2 separate regions of the Homo sapiens genome follow, and region 1 is linked to region 2. Evidence: read pairs that join two places in POLR2A ChIA-PET (ENCODE). Cell type or tissue: PC-9. All regions are shown on one strand. Links, peaks and the distances in the headings refer to the core of each region. The heading gives the core; the rest is flanking DNA. Region 1 overlaps EML6 (EMAP like 6). Region 2 overlaps CLHC1 (clathrin heavy chain linker domain containing 1).

Evidence for each region. ChIA-PET counts read pairs that join two places held together with the same protein. Peaks named below come from ENCODE experiments on the same cell type or tissue, not always from the same donor. Only the 100,000 strongest peaks of a DNase experiment are listed, where the experiment ranks them.
Region 1: POLR2A ChIA-PET joins it to region 2 with 38 read pairs; 4 of 35 experiments call an interaction of 5 or more read pairs at or near these places.

Annotation. Positions count from the first base shown.
Region 1 is chr2:54,935,763-54,938,688 of GRCh38, forward strand. All of the region lies in intron 28 of EML6 (EMAP like 6), which reads left to right. Among named protein-coding and RNA genes, the nearest start is that of RTN4, 110 kb to the right of the region's middle. In PC-9, for the core only: no CTCF peak of the experiment used is centred there; no DNase peak of the experiment used is centred there.
Region 2 is chr2:55,174,277-55,177,202 of GRCh38, forward strand. CLHC1 (clathrin heavy chain linker domain containing 1) reads right to left here. Exons shown (of 13, transcript NM_152385.4): 13 at 1-1,710. The coding sequence ends at 1,514. Among named protein-coding and RNA genes, the nearest start is that of CLHC1, 57 kb to the right of the region's middle. In PC-9, for the core only: a CTCF peak has its summit at 1,484 (motif pointing left); a DNase peak (open chromatin) is centred at 1,495; H3K27ac peaks cover 1,509 bases.

The DNA of each region.
Region 1 (2,926 bases), core at 211-2,710, 240 kb before region 2:
CACTTTGGAAGGCTGAGGTGGGAGGATAACTTGAATCCAGGAGGTTGAGGCTGGCAGGAGTTTAGATGAGCCTGGGCAACATAAGGAGGCCCTATCTCTACAAACAAAATTTAAAAAATTAGCTGGGAATGAAAACACACTCTTATAATCCCAGCTACTCAGGAGGCTGGGGTGAGAGGATCCCTTGAGGCCAGGAGTTCAAGGCTGCAGTGAGCTGTGATCACACCAGTGCACTCCAGCCTGGCCAACAGAGCGAGACCCTGTCCGTGAATGAATGAATCAATGTGTGTTTAAACATCTTGGGCTCATCTCCAGAGGTTTTCATTATCACATTAAGAGAAAGCCAGAAATTAGAAACTTATAACTACGGAAATATTTAGTGCCAATGTCTACATTTTTTGTTCTTATCAAATTATCATGTGGCTTCAGTTTTGTATACTGTGGTAACTACACGATCACAAAGGAACATTCTTTTTGATAATTGATATGTAGCATCTAATAATATCTCTAAGTGTGGGTTATGATCTTTTACTGAAATTCATATGAGCTGACCAGGTATTAGTCTTCCTAGTTACATCTGGTGGAGCCATGGTTAGTAATTTATTTTTAAATGCCTCCTGTTTGACATAGGTGGATGTCCTCATTTCTTCCTCACTTAACCGGCCACATAGGGGTTGGTCATAATGGATATTTTTATTTGCTATATACAGTTGGAACCTGCATTCTACAGAAACCCAACTTTATAATAAGATACAGAATAAATGGAGAATTAAACTATTACAGAAATTGGCATATAAGTACTCACTTAACCTTTATGTTTTGAAGAGGATACAATAATTAGCTCAAGGATTGTTTTCTCAATGCACCTGAGTCAGCCATCTGTATTTTTTTCAAGGTCCTTTATTAACAACTGCTGAGGCATACAGCTTTTGACTGTCTATCCAGGGATGAATAAATGAATGTTAGACTTACCACTTCCTGTTTCTACATTATTTTTATAACATTATTTTACTTATAGCATTTTTCACCTGTCACTGAAAAGAGGTTTAACTGCTCCTTCTTTTCTTACCTGAGAAGCTGCATAACTTATGGCCAAAAGTCAAAATTCCAAACTCACCTAAAGCATATTTTTTTCCTTCCGCAGTAGACTTTGGGCTTGTTGCCAGTCTCTCCTGCTTAGCTCAGGCTAAAACGGTCATGTCTCTCTTTTTTTTTTTTTTTTTTTTTAAAGTCTGGGCCGGGCACAGTGGCTCACGCCTGTAATCCCAGCACTGTGGGAGGCGGAGGAGGGTGGATCACCAGAGGTCAGGAGTTCGAGACGTGCCTGACCAACGTGGAAAAACCCCATCTCTACTAAACATATAAAATTAGCTGGCTGTGGTGCACATGCCTGTAATCCCAGCTACTTGAGAGGCTGAGGCAGGAGAATTGCTTAAACCCGGGAGGTGGAGGTTGTGGTGAGCCGAGATCAAGCCATTGCACTCCAGCCTGGGCAACAAGAGCGAAACTCTGTCTCAAAAAAAAAAAAGAAGAAGTCTTAGGCTAAGCATGGTGGGGCAAGCCGGTTATCCCAGCACTTTGGGAAGCCGAGGCAGGAGGATGGCTTGAGAGCAGCCTGGACAATATAGGGAGACCTTGTCTCTACCAAAAATTTAAAAGCCTGATGTGGTGGTTTAGTTGCTTGGGAGGCTGAGATAAAAGGATCACTTGAGCCTGGGAGGTCAAGGCTGCAGTGAGCCATGATCATGCCACTGTACTCCAGCCTGGGCCATAGAGCAAGACTCTGTCTTTAAAAAAAAAAAAAAAAAAAAAAAAAAAAAGTAGAAAAGTTAGTTTTTAATGCTTAAATTATATTGCCTTAGCTCCAACTTAGTGTAGTTTACTTTATAAATTATGGATAACTGTAGATACTGTGATATTTATAGTTTTAGTCACTGATTTGTTAGATTTTATCCAGTTATTCAGCTGTTTTACCTGGGTAGATGACATGTACACAGCCATCTTCTAAAAAAAGTTTCAAGCAACAGTGTTTTTATATACTCTATCAATCAAACTTTGTGCATTAATTAAATACTGTTTGTATTTAAATCATTATGGAATCTCTGACTTCTACAAGAGTTGGGTCAATGAGAATCAAAGCAAAACTTGGCTCCCCTTGGATTTCCTCTTACGTATAAAACCTCTTTATACGTAAAGAGGTTTGCTTTAATCCCACTTCTGACACCAATCTGCTTCGTCCTCACAGGACAGTGATGTTAGTGATGTGAATGATGGAAAAGTGATTGTATAAAAGTTAGGTGGGGCCAGGTGCTGTGGCTCACGCCTGTAATCCTAGCACATTGGGAGGCCGAGGCGGGCAGATCACCTGAGGTCAGGAGTTCGAGACCAGCCTGGCCAACATGGCAAAACTTTGTCTCTACTAAAAATACAAAAATTAGCTAGGCATGGTGGCGGGCACCTGTAATCACAGCTACTCGGGAGGCTGAGGGAGGAGAATTACTTGAATCACTCCAGCCTGGGCAACAAGAGCAAAACTCCATCTCAAAAAAAAGTTAGATGAAGTTTCTGTAATTTTAGGGTATGCAGAAAGCTATAGATACAGTTACATAAGGCAGGAGCTAATAGCAATTTTTAGGCGGCACTGTTAGGGCTTCCCAAGTCCCTCTCATGCCTCAGTGAGACATACAGCCATGCTTATTGGCATTTTTCCAAGCACAAGAGGCTTCCTTTATTTCTCTGAGATGTATTTTATACTTTTCTACCATCTCCTCCTGAAACACATACCCAAATGTTTAGCAGAATCTGAGTACATGCCTACCAGCTCCCACAGTATAAGTAACTACTACAAAACAGTTCTAACATACTTTGACACGTCCACTATGGGAACTAACTGACTTTGGCTTCAACAGAACCCTGCCTCAGGCCC
Region 2 (2,926 bases), core at 93-2,592:
AAATTAAAAACTCAGCTTGAATGCTTCTGAATTTATAAGATAAGCCAGGCAACCCTAATACAAGTGTGGACAGATAACTTAATCTCAGCAATAAGTTGTACCAATATATCAAATACTTTAAAGAAGGATAAACATATAAATACAAATGAGTAGACATATGGGATTTAGTAAGTACAAACTAAGTAGAGAAATGTGTGTTTCTGGGGCCGATTACAAAGGAATTACAGCTATCTTTTCCTAAGTTCCTCTATCATGTTATACACTTACACTACACATACATTATCACTAATCCTCACAACAAGCCTAAGGAAGACTGCCCATATTTTATAAGTGAGTAAGAGGTAGGACCAGAATTTTAATATGAAGCTGTCTGACTCCCCGTTCATCTTCTTTCCACTATAACATAAAAATACATATTCAATTTAAATTTAGGATGGGAAAAGTTATGCTCTTTGCTCTTATTCTAATAGCAGATCATTTTCATTTTTTACTTGAAATTTTTTTTTCTTTTTTTAATAACAGAGACGGGATCTCACTGTGTTACCTAGCTGGTCTCAAACTCCTGGGCTCAAGCGATCCTCCTGCCTCGACCTCCCAAAGTGCTGGGATTACAGACATGAGCTACCTTGCCCAGCCAGCAGCTCATTTTAACCATGTTCCATGGTCAAGGATGACATTTAGCTAGTAAGCTCTGGTGTGGCATAAGGGCTAAAGGCTGTTCTGATTAATTAGGTATCTGTTCTGCTTGATTTGTGCCCATGCCATACTAATCATTAAATATTTTTAATATTACACCTGTCCATGGCACAGAACTTTCAGAGTTTTCAATCAAATACTTATTCAGACACTTGAAATAATCCAAAACCACTTCTTATGACATATTTTCCATACCTATAGGTATCACAGGTCTACTTCTATGCAAAATTCGACTGGTCTTCTCTCTAAGTAATAACATGCCAAGAGTCCCAGCTTTTATACTAGAAGCCTAAGCTTTGCCATATTTATATATATCAAAGCATGGGGCGCATCTTTAAATCAGCAGTACAAAATTACTATACTCTAGGTTTTTGCCAGCAAGTCCAACCTTGAAATGATTTCCTGCTTTTCTGGTCAAGTCAGGCTTGTAGCATTTCATGTTTGGGAAGACAGTCTAACACACAGGATACTACCCACACCTTCCTCAGTTCTTGCTATCATATTACATCACCAGAAAGTAATATATCTGGACATTAGCTTATGTCCTTAGATAAAAATGCCCTACACTGTTTCACACAAAGTTATAATCTTGGATTTTATCAAGATTCAATATAAGAAATGACCATATGGGGAAAAGGAAGCAATAGTATAAATATTTCAAAGACAAATCTAAATGTCATCATAACAAAAGTGTGATTTATTTCTGAGATCTTCTTACTCTAGATTTATTTATAAGTTAGTTACGTTAAAATCAGTTTTTCCCAACCAGCATACATAAGGTGTTGTACAAGCTCCCTCAGCTGGTTAAGATATAGAACTACCAAAACACATGTTCCATTAGGTTGACTGCGTCATCCTCTTCAGAAATTTCTGTAACTGCAGCCTGAGATCGAAGAATAGACGTGATGTCATTAGATAATTTGTCAAAGCCATTCTGTGAACATATATTTGCCACTTCTTGCCACTTTTCTATGGAGCAAAAGGAATCATTTATCATAAGACTTTCTACTGCATCTGTGGGGAAAAAATACAATATTATAGTATGGCACTTATTTGATAATCTATACTTTAGTGATTCTTCAAAAATAGAAAAGGACATAATTTCAACTCAGTTACTGTTAAACTCTACCTGATTCCCCTAAGATTAATGATATAACATGCAGTGCTCAGTCAAGCTCATGGTAAGTACTCGTGTTAGTTCCTTCTCCTCCTCCCTTATCATTAACCTCTTCATGTCTCAATTCAACCCTCTACCACTTCTCACATTTCACATCTCCACTCATCTCCTTCTTGTTAAGGCAGCAGATGTTGAAGGCTATAAGGCAGGAGCTCAGAAAGTGATGAATGTGGGCTCATCCTTATTCACAGAGTCTATAAGGCACCACTAGAAACTATGAAATAACTGTAAACCTATAGGTCAAGTTTTCATGATTTCAAACACTTATATAAATGCCTTAGTGGAGCTAACCCAAGGACTGAAGAAACTCTTTGACAAACTCTTTATCCTGTCTCTAGCTGGAGAACTCTTAATGATGGGGCTTCTATAACAAATATTTTTCTTAAGGAAATAAAATCATTTTGTTTGTTAAAGAAATTTAATATTATTTACTTTTAAAAATATCTTAGTGATCTATCAATTTATGGAACTCATTTCTTATCTATTACCTGCATTACTTATGGTACTTCATAAAAGAGGATCACTTTTTAGAATACTGTCATCACTATAATTTTATTTCTACCATAATTATTATTTTTATATGAAAATATTTTAGTTGATATCTGTAATGATAATTTCAAAATATAAAGTTATCTTCCAAAATATGTTTTCAAGTAATTTAAAATGAAGTTGTCTGTTCAACTTCCTATATTAAATTAATGAAAAGAAAATAAAAGTGAGTTTTAATTATTCTCTCTCTCATTTTTTTTGAGGCAGTGTCTCACCCAGGCTGGAGTGCAGTGGCACAGTCACGGCTCACTGTAGCCTTGAGCTCCCTGGGCTCAGGCGATCCTTCCACCTCATCCTCTCAAGTAGCTGGGACTACAGGTGCATGCCACATGTGGCTAATTTTGGTATCTTTTTCATAGAGACACGGTTTTGCCATGTTGCCCTGGCTGGTCTTGAACTCCTGAGCTCAAGCGATCCACCCGCCTCAGCCCCCCAAAGTGCTGGGATTACAGGGGTGAGCCACTGCACCCAGCCTAATTAGTTATTCTCTAATTCACAGCAGAG